Linked DNA regions of Homo sapiens: all the other regions are linked to region 1. A link is a contact called in ENCODE Hi-C or POLR2A ChIA-PET data. All regions are on one chromosome and are shown on one strand. The core of a region is the stretch at or near the end of the contact, and the rest is flanking DNA. Distances in the headings are between cores, read along the strand shown. Region 1 holds the start of ZNF280D (zinc finger protein 280D). Region 2 holds the start of PIERCE2 (piercer of microtubule wall 2). Region 3 holds the start of PIGBOS1 (PIGB opposite strand 1).

What was found. Hi-C counts contacts between places; a loop is a spot of excess contacts on that map. ChIA-PET counts read pairs that join two places held with the same protein, here RNA polymerase II (POLR2A). Pooled maps may share reads with other maps.
Region 2: a map of CD8-positive, alpha-beta T cell shows a loop between it and region 1 (16-fold over the local background). The contact joins the promoter of PIERCE2 here to the promoter of ZNF280D in region 1. A Hi-C loop is called at or near these places in 2 of 168 maps with a recorded cell type or tissue (CD4-positive, alpha-beta memory T cell and CD8-positive, alpha-beta T cell) and 9 of 50 pooled maps.
Region 3: a loop to region 1 is called in a pooled map, with 8 times the contacts of the local background. The contact joins the promoter of PIGBOS1 here to the promoter of ZNF280D in region 1. A Hi-C loop is called at or near these places in 6 of 50 pooled maps. POLR2A ChIA-PET finds 5 or more read pairs at or near these places in 2 of 52 experiments (AG04450 and MCF 10A).

Annotation. Positions count from the first base shown.
Region 1 is chr15:56,732,160-56,735,775 of GRCh38, forward strand. ZNF280D (zinc finger protein 280D) reads right to left here and starts at 1,350. Exons shown (of 22, transcript NM_017661.4): 1 at 1,299-1,350. RefSeq lists a silencer at 1,100-1,369.
Region 2 is chr15:55,407,245-55,410,712 of GRCh38, forward strand. PIERCE2 (piercer of microtubule wall 2) reads left to right here and starts at 1,251. Exons shown (of 2, transcript NM_001198784.2): 1 at 1,251-1,542. The coding sequence starts at 1,525. It overlaps CCPG1 (cell cycle progression 1), which reads right to left and starts at 1,115. Exons shown (of 9, transcript NM_001204450.2): 1 at 977-1,115. All of the region lies in intron 8 of DNAAF4-CCPG1 (DNAAF4-CCPG1 readthrough (NMD candidate)), which reads right to left. RefSeq lists enhancers at 335-614, 975-1,244, 1,295-1,494.
Region 3 is chr15:55,317,698-55,321,075 of GRCh38, forward strand. It overlaps PIGBOS1 (PIGB opposite strand 1), which reads right to left and starts at 1,426. Exons shown (of 2, transcript NM_001308421.2): 1 at 1,167-1,426; 2 at 1-170. The coding sequence starts at 95. PIGB (phosphatidylinositol glycan anchor biosynthesis class B) reads left to right here and starts at 1,525. Exons shown (of 12, transcript NM_004855.5): 1 at 1,525-1,716; 2 at 2,578-2,713. The coding sequence starts at 1,554. It also overlaps a transcript of RAB27A not described here. RefSeq lists enhancers at 1,285-1,354, 1,405-1,494, 1,555-1,634, 1,705-1,784.

The sequences.
Region 1 (3,616 bases), core at 100-2,599:
TATTAATATAATTGGCCTTGGCTCTTCCTAGTCAGTGACCTCATTAAAGTCCTCTCCCTGAGGCTCTGTTTCCTCGCCTGCAAAATGATTCCAGCAACCCAGACCACTTCAAAAGGGGCTAAGAGATACAAATCAGGGGTTATCAATGAAAGGCACAAAAGCAAGACACAATTACAACAGTATTTGTAGTGATGTTAAAACATCAGAGGCACACAGCCCTAACAATGGTATAAGCAAACCAGTGCCTTCCCTGGTTAAGTTTCTGCGTGGAGACAGCTGGAGTTGGCACAGCAGTCCCCCAAAGCAGGACACCTTACAGATGCTAAGAGGCAGCTTTTGTGCTTTAAAACTGTCCTTCTAGCGTTCCATTTTATGTTTCATGGCACTAAAAAAGACAAATTCTGTCCAAACCTGAAAATAAAGCCAAATATTTAAGATGACAGATTTTTTTTTTTTTAACAAATCTTCGCAAACAAAGGCCTTTGGCCAAAGGTCTCCCGTGCTTGCAGAAGCGGGTTCACCTTGACGTTTTTCCTCTCCAGCAGATTTCTCCTTAAAAGCGTTAAAACTTGCGATAAGTTGGGAGGAATTCCTTCCATCGCTGGAGCAGGCTAAAACCTCAGAGTGAGATCATTCTTTCCGTCTCAGTAAGTGAACCTTGCAAAGCTCAGAAAATTTTGTCTCCAACTCCACGTTTCTCCTCAGGGCCCTTCTTCTGTAGACAATAACGGGAATTCTATGGCAGAGGAGGGGAGGTCTCTTTGACAAAAATGAGGGTGCAAACGTGGAACGACCGGTCATCTGGGCAAAATGAGGGGCCCTGTGCCTGCAAATCCCGAATCCCCTTTGGTCTCCTTTCCTACGACTGAAGAGACACGGGGGTGGGCTGTGGTGTGAGGACCATGGGTCTTGGCCAAACATCGGCACAAAATGTACCAAAGGGAGTTGCCTCCAGAGAGAAAAGCCAAAACCAGGCTGGGGACAAACAGGCGCACACGCCTGGGAGAGGAGGTGGCGGAGGAGCAGAAGGCGAAGGCCTGCGCGGCCCAGGCCTGCAGCAGCCGAGGCGGCTGCCGCGTCGCGCCGGGATACCTCCTCCCCCGCCTGGGCCGACGCAAGATGGCGGTCCGGCCGCCGCCGCGCAGCCGGTCTCCTCCCCCGCGCTCTGGGCGCTCCCGACGACCCGCGCCGGCCTCAAGACCCCCAGTCCAGCGCCCCCGGAGTGAGGCGGCGCAGGCCGCGCGGGAGGGCCTCTGCCTGCTGCAGCGCAGGGCGGGCGGGGGCGGGGGGGCGCTTACCGTGAGCGGAGCGGATCGGCCTGACTGGAGCCCTGAGGAGGAGGAGAAAGAGGAGGAGGAAAAGGAGGAGCACGAAAAACTACACTGCGGCGACGGCGGCGGCTCCCATTGCGGAGCTGGCAGCCGAGCCGTGGAAAGGGGGGGGCTCTCGTGCAGCCGGCGCGCTGCCTCATGGGTAGGCTCCGGGTCAGCCTCCCCGTGTCCGAGCTCCCTGTCTTCTCGCCGACGCGGGAGGCGGGCACCGGCATGTGCGCCGCGTCGCGGGCCCTCGAAGACCCACGCGCCCCGCCACGCGCCGGTCCGGGGCGAGGGCCAGGGCCCTGCCTCCATGTGGGTGCGAGCTGCTGGCTGGTGTGGCCGGGAGGCAGCCCCAAAATCCGGACTGCTCGGAATTTGCAGGCGAGGAGCCGTGCGTTCCGGGCCCTCCGCGTGTGTAACGACCCCCAGTCCGTTGGCTTGGAAAGTGAAAAGGTCATGGGATACAGCCGCCGTTCGAAAGAAGCAAGGGGCCTGTGGGTCGAAGACTAAACCAGGAGAGAAAAAGGAATCGTCCGTTTCTTTAAATAACGAGCTGATTTTACCAAGTCTGTTTTAAATGTGTGGTTTTGCTTGCGTTCCCTGTCGAGGTCAAATACGAAGAGACGAATCTGTACATTTAGCGTTTTATTTGGGACACAGGAATTGCAAGTTCAGGTTATTTACACATACAGGGTGGTCTTCAGTATGTCAGAAGAACAAAGAGGAGTTAGGGGGTTTTATTTTTTAAAAAAAGTTATCTATTGTTTTTCTAGAAAGTTCGTTGACATTTAGTAAAGTTTTGGGTAGCTGGTTAGTTCTGACTGGTGAGGGAAGGGGCTTGGTAAAGCTTGCCCTACAGCTGCAGCAGGTTCTTTGAGAAGCTAAAACCTGAAGATAAAACCTGTTTCAGGTTACAGCAGGCGGTTTCAGCAGCCAGGCTTGCTGAGAATTCCATTCTTAGAGCAATGTTATGTGCCCTGAGGGCTTCCCCCAGCACTGGCTTCTCCATTCTTTTAGTTGGCTATGACAAGAGTGACCCAATTAGAATGATTAACTTGCACACTCTAATTCCTAACTCTGCCATCTGCATATTAACCTGTAATAGCATTTTTTAAAGTTTGACAACGAGAAGTATAAGAAATTTACAAGAAGAACACTTGCCAAGATACTGCTTGCGTAAATACTTGCTAAAGGTTGTATTCTGATCTGTAAGGAAAGTTTCCTAAACTGATTGTCTTCTCAAGAGCAATGGCATTACTGGTGCAGCTTGTGAGTGACCAAGACTTGAAATCTTGCCTGTTAGGATCCATAACAGACACCCTGTTCAATCACTGAATCTTGCTAATTCATCTTCCTATTCGAATTCAGTTTCTTCTCTCTCATCTGGCTTTCCCCAGTTTTTCTCAAGTGTTTATCATTACTGTAGTCTCCATATTGATTACTGCCCCCAAATTAATCTTCCCCAAAGACCACCTGGATCACTCCTACAGATCTGGTGTACTTGGAGGTAACCATGACCTATCCTTCTCCCACATGGGCCTGGGATCATCTACCCAGCTTTCCCTTTTCTGCTGGCCCTGAAAAATAAACCTTACAGGAAAAGACAGAAAATAGTCAAAACAGCAAACATGGAAAGTTTAAAAATTCCAAAATCTTGGAACATTCTTAAGACATCGTTTTTCAAATGTCCCTAAAGGTTAGCAAAGCATGCTACAGTGTCAGGTGAAATTACAACAAATTTAAAGATCTCGGTTGGCTTTATTGCAATTCTAGATTCAGGCACCACTTCATTCAGTAAAACAGAATAGGTGTTCCCATGAATGGAGCAGATGTGGTTGGCTTTATAGACAGAAAATGGGCTGAAGAAAGAAGAAACAACAAAAAACAAGTTGGTCTTTTCAAAGTTACTTTCCTTGTAAGGTGGGGCACTGAGACAGAATAATAGAAAGAAAACTGATTGGTTAATACCAGGTTACTCCAGATTAATATTGTAAGAACAACAGCAGCCAGGTGTGGTGGTGTGTACCTGTAGTCCCAGCTACTGAGGAGGCTGAGGCAAGAGGATTCCTTCAGTCCAGGAGTTCAAGGCTGCAATGAGCCATGATCCTGCCACTGCAGTCCAGCCTGAGCAACAGATCAAGACGTTGTCTCAAAAACAAACAAAAACGACTTAAAACAGGGAACTTCATTATCATGGGGATTGAAGGTTTAAACTGGCCTGTTTGGGAAATTAGGCTGTTATCTCTCTCCTGATTTCTCAGAAGGCCACATAACAACTCAGTTTCAGTTTTGTGAGCATG
Region 2 (3,468 bases), core at 1-2,500, 1.3 Mb before region 1:
TGAATTAAAATAATACCCTCACCATCTCCATCTTCTGCTATATGACCTGAACTCAGAAAATAAAAGTAAACCATTCACACTGGATGTGTGTGATAAATATCCCCTGAGACGTGTGGGACCCAATATGATTCTAATCTTAAAAGATACGATGCAGTAATAGCGATATTTCAAGCACTATCCTGTAGATTGGAGGAGACAAATCTAAAATTCATAGTACTATATAGTTAGCTATTCTAACTACAAGAATGCCCAACTGTGTTTTTCAATAAAAGTAGAGCAGAACAGTGCAAACTTCACCACTCAATAAAATACCTTACTTGGCGCTCCCAATAGTGCTAAACATAAACAACGCGTACAAGGCACTGCATGGGACAGCTGCTAATGAGGACAAATCGATTAGGGAGACCAAAGCTAAAGGAGGCCACTGGAACTGGAGAAGGATATGGAGAGGTATTTGATCATCATCAGGCTGGCGTGCTAGCGGAAGTCTCCGGGCATTATTTAATATTTAATCTTTCTATTCCTGACATCACGGGGGCTCAAATGTCATCAAAAGACAGGCTGGCATTAAACCCGGCAGGGTGACGCACATAACATCTTACCATATGGATTTTCATCAGTCCAGACCGACAAGCACCTCAAAGCCTGCCCAGTGAAGGAAGAAGGGTGGCCCAGGCCGTCAGCTCTCCCACCCTTGGCGCGCAGTTCGGTATAGCACTCGGGGTTTGGAGGCTGCAAGACCACCGGACCGGACGCCCCAGGGTCGGCTCGGGCCTCCGGAGCTGTGCACTCGCGCACGGCCCGAGGAGGTCGCCCGTGCGGCCGCTGACACCAGGCGTCAAGTCCCCGCCCGAGCAGCCCCAGCCTAGGAGGCGGACCCCGCCACTGCTCCTCTACTGAGCCGAGCGTGTCGGCCAGGGACTCAGACAGTCGGCACAAACCCCCTCCCGGGGTCTAAGCCCGCCTAGTACAGTACCTGAAGGGGCAGCGCCACCTCCGCCCGATTGTGCTGGCTGCCCCAGTGGCGGCGGTCACAGCTCGGGCGCCAATGACGCCTCTTATAAAAACAACCTGCTCGCAGGCGTCTGCAGCCGGCAGGCGGTGACCGGCTGGGCGCCGCAGTGCATGCCGTGACGCGTAGTCCCGCCTGCGCCTCCTGCCCGGCAGCGGTGAAGAGAAGAACTACCACTCCCGAAGTGGAGCGCAGGCCGCCGCCGGGCGGCTGCGGGAAGCTGGGCCAGGCGGCCGCAGATCCCCACAACATCCGGGAGCCGGCGACCACTTCCAGTTGCTATGGTTACGAGTTGCAACCTCCAGAAAGAATTCGTGGTTTCACCCGGGAAAACAGCTCCCCGGATTAAACGGATAGGTTTACACATACTGATCCACCCAGCTATTCATCTTCTGTTTGCTGCTTTAATTGGGTGCGGTTAAAAGGCCACGTCCCTAGGCGTTCACCGGCTTTCTTGCCATCTGCTGCATGAAAACTGACTTTGCCGAAAAAATTAACAAAGAAGAGCGAAAATGACAGACCGCAACCGGGTGAGTTTAGGCAGAGGGCTAGATGTTTGGGAATGTTGGTATTCGCTAGTATAATTTGAGGCACCACCTACTCCTACCACCCCCAACCCCACAACCCCGAAAAGCACTTTACAAGGCAACTACTGAGCTTTTACATTTACACTTGTAAATGCACGTTTCCTTAAGTCCGAATAGCCTCTGAAGGTGTAAAGACCATCGAGATTGTATGCATTCATACCCTACTGTTGCAAACTGTTCAGTGATGGTTTTGAACAAGAAAAACGTACTTTGTTAATTGTATACTTATTTAAATTGCACTGTGTCAAAGAAGGGAGTTGTTTTGAAAAAGGATTTGGTGGCCGGGCGCCGGGGCTCAACGCCTGTAATCCCAGCAATTTGGGAGGCCGAAGCGGGTGGATCACCTGAGGTCAGGAGTTCGAGACCAGCCTGACCTACATGGTGAAACTCCGTCTCTACTAAATACAAAAAATTAGCCAGGAGAGGTGGCGCGGGCCTGTAATCCCAGCTACTTGGGAGGCTGAGACAGCAGAATTGCTTGAACCTGGGAGGCAGAGGTTGCAGTGAGCCGAGATTGCGCCACTGAACTGCAGCCTGGGCAACAAGAGCAAAACTCCGTCTCAAAAAAAAAAAATCTTACATTTATATTCACTCTTTACAGAAGCAATAAAAAGTTTAGGTTTCATTCTCTGTCCCCTAATTGTGGTAAAAGTAAATAAATAAATGGAAAAATTAATAATAAACGTAAACATTAGCAAGGAAGACGGTGGACCTGAGCAGAGACAAAAGAGTGCCTCAAAATTAGACCTTTTTTATTTTTTATTTTTGCTTTTCTATTAACTATATTCAACATCAACAGTGACATCAAAAAATCTTAATTTTATAATTACAGCTTCTGCGATGGGCATTATTAATCAATGGCTTGTTTTCATTTATCTTTTTAAATGTATATGTATCTATACCAAAGGACTTCGAAAGGTCAAAGTGGTCTGGCTTTCTCTAACTGAAAATTAAATTACTAAGAAAGCTAATACCAGCTACTGGTAGATTTTTATACCTTTCAAGCCACTTTCACAGGCCAATTTTAAGATGTAATTTCTTCTGAAAAATCATTTACAATTTTAATTAACCTTTTTATCATTTAATAAAAGTTGATGACATGTGGCAGATAATTTGAACTCATCCTTTTATTATTCTTTGTATTGGCTATTTGTTTCGTTCTTAACTATAGTCAGTTTGAACTCCACATTTTAAGAATATCAGGTTTGAAGAAGGTGAAACCCATATTAGAAAACTGCAGTGGTTGTCTATGATGTAAAGTATAAAGCAATGGACCTTTTGTTTCTGAATCTATAAACATTTGTGAATTATCCTGGAAATCTAAAAAATTTTTAATTTAAGATTTAGCTTTTCCAGATTTTATGGTACTAATTATGCCAACAAAGTTTATCAGCTAATTTGTCTTCTGTTTTTACTAGATTTCGTTTTCTGCATTATGTTTTGAGCCAAAGCTGAACGAAATTCTAGAACCAGTAGTAAAGAGGGTCATTTGATAACAAGAAGAGTTCTCAGCTGGGCGCGGTGGCTCATGCCTATAATTCCAGCATTTAAGGCCCAGTACTCTGGGAGGCCGAGGCAGGCGAATCGCCTGAGTTCAAGAGTTCGAGACCAGCCTGACCAACATGGAGAAACACTATCTCTACTAAAAACACAAAATTAGCCGGGCGTGGTGACGCATGCCTATAATCCCAGCTACTCGGGTGGCTGAGGCAAGAGAATCGCTTGAATCCGGGAGGCGGAGGTTGCAGTGAGCCAAGATCACGCCACTGCACTCCAGCCTAGGCAACAAGAGCAAAACTCCATCTCAAAAAATAAAAAAATAAAAAAGAGTTCTCAGTGACTGAAGGAGATAGTATTAACAACAACAAC
Region 3 (3,378 bases), core at 176-2,675, 1.4 Mb before region 1:
TACTGTTCAAATACTGGTTGAAAAATATATACTCCTCCAGCAATTCCAAGGACAGTGGCAAAAAGCAGTTGTGCAAAAGTCAATCTCCTAAACATTGCTGCAACAAATACAGCTCAAGGAAAAGCTGGTTTTGGAAAGTCACACTCCACACCCAGGAAATCTCTTCAAATCTGCATACAAAAATGGAAAGCAAAGCCATCACTTAGTACAATGTCCTTTTAAAAGATGTTATGTCACTACTTTGCACTGGAGTGAACAATATTTTTATAATATGTTACTAATTAAAACAAGAATATAAATACATAAGGAGTACAGGAAGTGAATTAGGGAAGGGTATAAGACAAAACTAAAACCTTTTCTATTACAGAATGTTCTCAATGGTTTTAAATGCATACTTTTTCTTTTTTTTTTTTTTTTTGAGACGGAGTCTCGCTCTGTCGCCCAGGCTGGAGTGCAATGGCGCAATCTCGGCTCACTGCAAGCTCCGCCTCCTCGGTTAACGCCATTCTCCTACCTCAGCCTCCCGAGAAGCTGGGACTACAGGCGCGTGTCACCACACCCGGCTAATTTTTTGTATTTTTTGTAGAGACGGGGTTTCACCGTGTTAGCCAGGATGGTCTCGATCCTCTGACCTCCTGATCCGCCCGTCTTGGCCTCCCAAAGTACTGGGAATACAGGCGTGAGCCACCGCGCCCGGCCTGGTTTTACTTTTAACAAGAGGAGTGGGCCGCACGCGGTGGCTCACGCCTGTAATCCCAACACTTTGGGAGGCCGAGGCGGGCGGATCACGAGGTCAGGAGTTCCAGACCAGCCAGGCCAATATGGTGAAACCCCGTCTCTACAAAAAAACACAAAAATTGGCCAGGCGTGGTGGCGCGCCTGTAGTCCCAGCTACTTGGGAGCTGAGGCAGGAAAATCACTGGAACCCGGGAGGCAGAAGTTGCAGTGAGCCCAGATTGCGCCACTGCACTCCAGCCTGGACTACAAGAGCGAAACTCCGTCTCAAAAAAAAAAACAAAAACAAAAACAAAAAAAAAACCTAACAACAGCAACAACAACAAAAAAAATAGGAACCATTCGGCCTGTTTCCACATCTGTACAACAAGCTAAATCATCCCTACCCTGCCTACCTCGTTGAACAGGCATTTTTTGTGAGAGCAACGAACCTGAAATGTTAACACCAACACTGACGTCTACAATTACCGTTACCGTTTTTAATAACCACTCAGGTACCTCCGACTGTTCTGCGCCTGCTCCACGTCACTAAACTCGCTACCGCCTGCTCCCCTCCAGAGACCGGGGGCCTTCCAGCAGTTTTCGGACCCCCGAGCACAGAGACCGCCAAGCCAAAGGCGAGTAGCAATCCCTCGGTTCGGAAACGGCGAAAGGAAACCGCAAGGAGGCCACCACGTCGGGTGGGAGCTACGAAGTTGCCCGTTCCCGGTTACTTCCGGGCTTGCGAGCGACGACTGCTCTCAAAGGCCAAACTTAATGGATGGACGAGCAGCGCGCTACTGCAGCTTTCTTCCGCCTTAGGAAGGTGGCGGCCAGGGATGAGGAGGCCCCTAAGCAAGTGCGGAATGGAGCCGGGGGGCGGAGATGCCAGCCTCACTTTGCATGGTCTCCAGAACCGCTCCCACGGCAAGATAAAGCTGCGAAAGAGAAAGTCTACCTTGTACTTCAACACCCAGGAGAAGAGCGCCAGGCGCCGCGGGGGTGAGTGAGGGGACACTGTCTGGAGAGCTCCTACCCCCATCTAAAAGGAACCCCCTCCATTTCATTACCAGCCAGTTGCCCGTTGAGCTCTGTGTTGCCAGATCTTGAGTTTTGAAATGCTGGGAAATGCTGGAAACACAGATTTTAATATAAATTCTGATTTTTAAATGTTGGCAACTAAATTCAATTTTTTAAAAAATACTCTGTATTTGGCCGACAGGCTGTCCATTTGTGGTCAAGAGCAGGACTTTGGAGACATCACACAGACCCGGGTTTGAATCCTGATAAGTAATTTACAACTTTATTTGGACAAGGCAGTTTAATTTCTGGGCCTCAATTTGCTCGTCTGTAAAATGGGGCTAATAATACCTATCCCATAATATTGTTTGGAGGATTAAGTGAGATGCATGTGAAGAAATTAACACAGTGCCTGGCATATATAATAGTAATCATCAATATATATGTACAGAGGACCATTTTATATTGCACATATACAAAGGGCTGCTTCCCAAATTAGTAATTTGTTAGCTGGTTTCTTTCATTAGATACACACATAGTATGACCTAATTAATTAGCCTAAGGCCTTAGTTAACCCACTCTTTTTTTTTTGTATTTATTTTAATATTATCTTTACACAATAAGTTGCAAGAAAAGTTGGTTAAACTAAAAGAGTGGCAGTCACCCAGTGATGACGCTGTGGTGCTTGTATAACCAACCAAGTTGGCTTTAAGAATGGTGTGGAGGGACCAGAGGTCACTACTGTGCCTTACAAGGAGCCAACCAGAGCAGCAGATTTTAAGTTTTGCAAGTGGAACTGCCTGACTTTTGTGCCACTATTACCTGTTTTGTTCTGTTTTTCAGATCTTCTTGGAGAAAATATTTATCTGCTCTTGTTTACCATAGCTTTACGAATATTAAACTGCTTTTTAGTGCAGACAAGTTTTGTTCCAGATGAATACTGGCAGTCTCTTGAAGTTTCACATCACATGGTTTTCAAATATCCTTTGTGGTTTCTTTTCCAGACTATGAGTGTGTATTCATCTTGGAAATTGTGCTCAGTTTCTTTTAGAGTAGTCCCCCTTGCTCCCTCGTCTTCAGTAGATAGTTTCCAAAATCCCTAGTGGATGCTTGAAACTGTAGACAGTACCAAACTCTATATATATTGTTTTTATATATGTAAAAAATACACACACGCTTATGATAAAGTTTATACAAATTAGGTACAGTAAGAGATTAACAGTATTAAAATATAACAAGTATAACACAATACTATAATAAAAGTTATGTGAACTTTTATGTGGTCTCTCTCAAAATATCTTCATATTTTCAGACAGTGGTTGACTCTGGGCAACTGAAACATGGAAAGAGAAACCACAGATAAGGGGGGACTACTATACATATTTTCAGTTTTCCGTATTTTCCCCAAATAATTTTAACTCATCAAAGTATACCATTATTTTATACAAATATTTCTCCTGTATCTTTCTTTTATGTTAATATACTTGACACAGCCGTTAGCATACATTCCCACAGTACTTAGCACTTGGAGGATACAGAGAAAGTAAAAAACACATTACTGCCTTGAAGAAGTTAAGAGTTTAGTTGGCCAATTGAATTTTTAATGCAAATATCCAGTATAAAATGCTGTTTTAAGACTGCCAC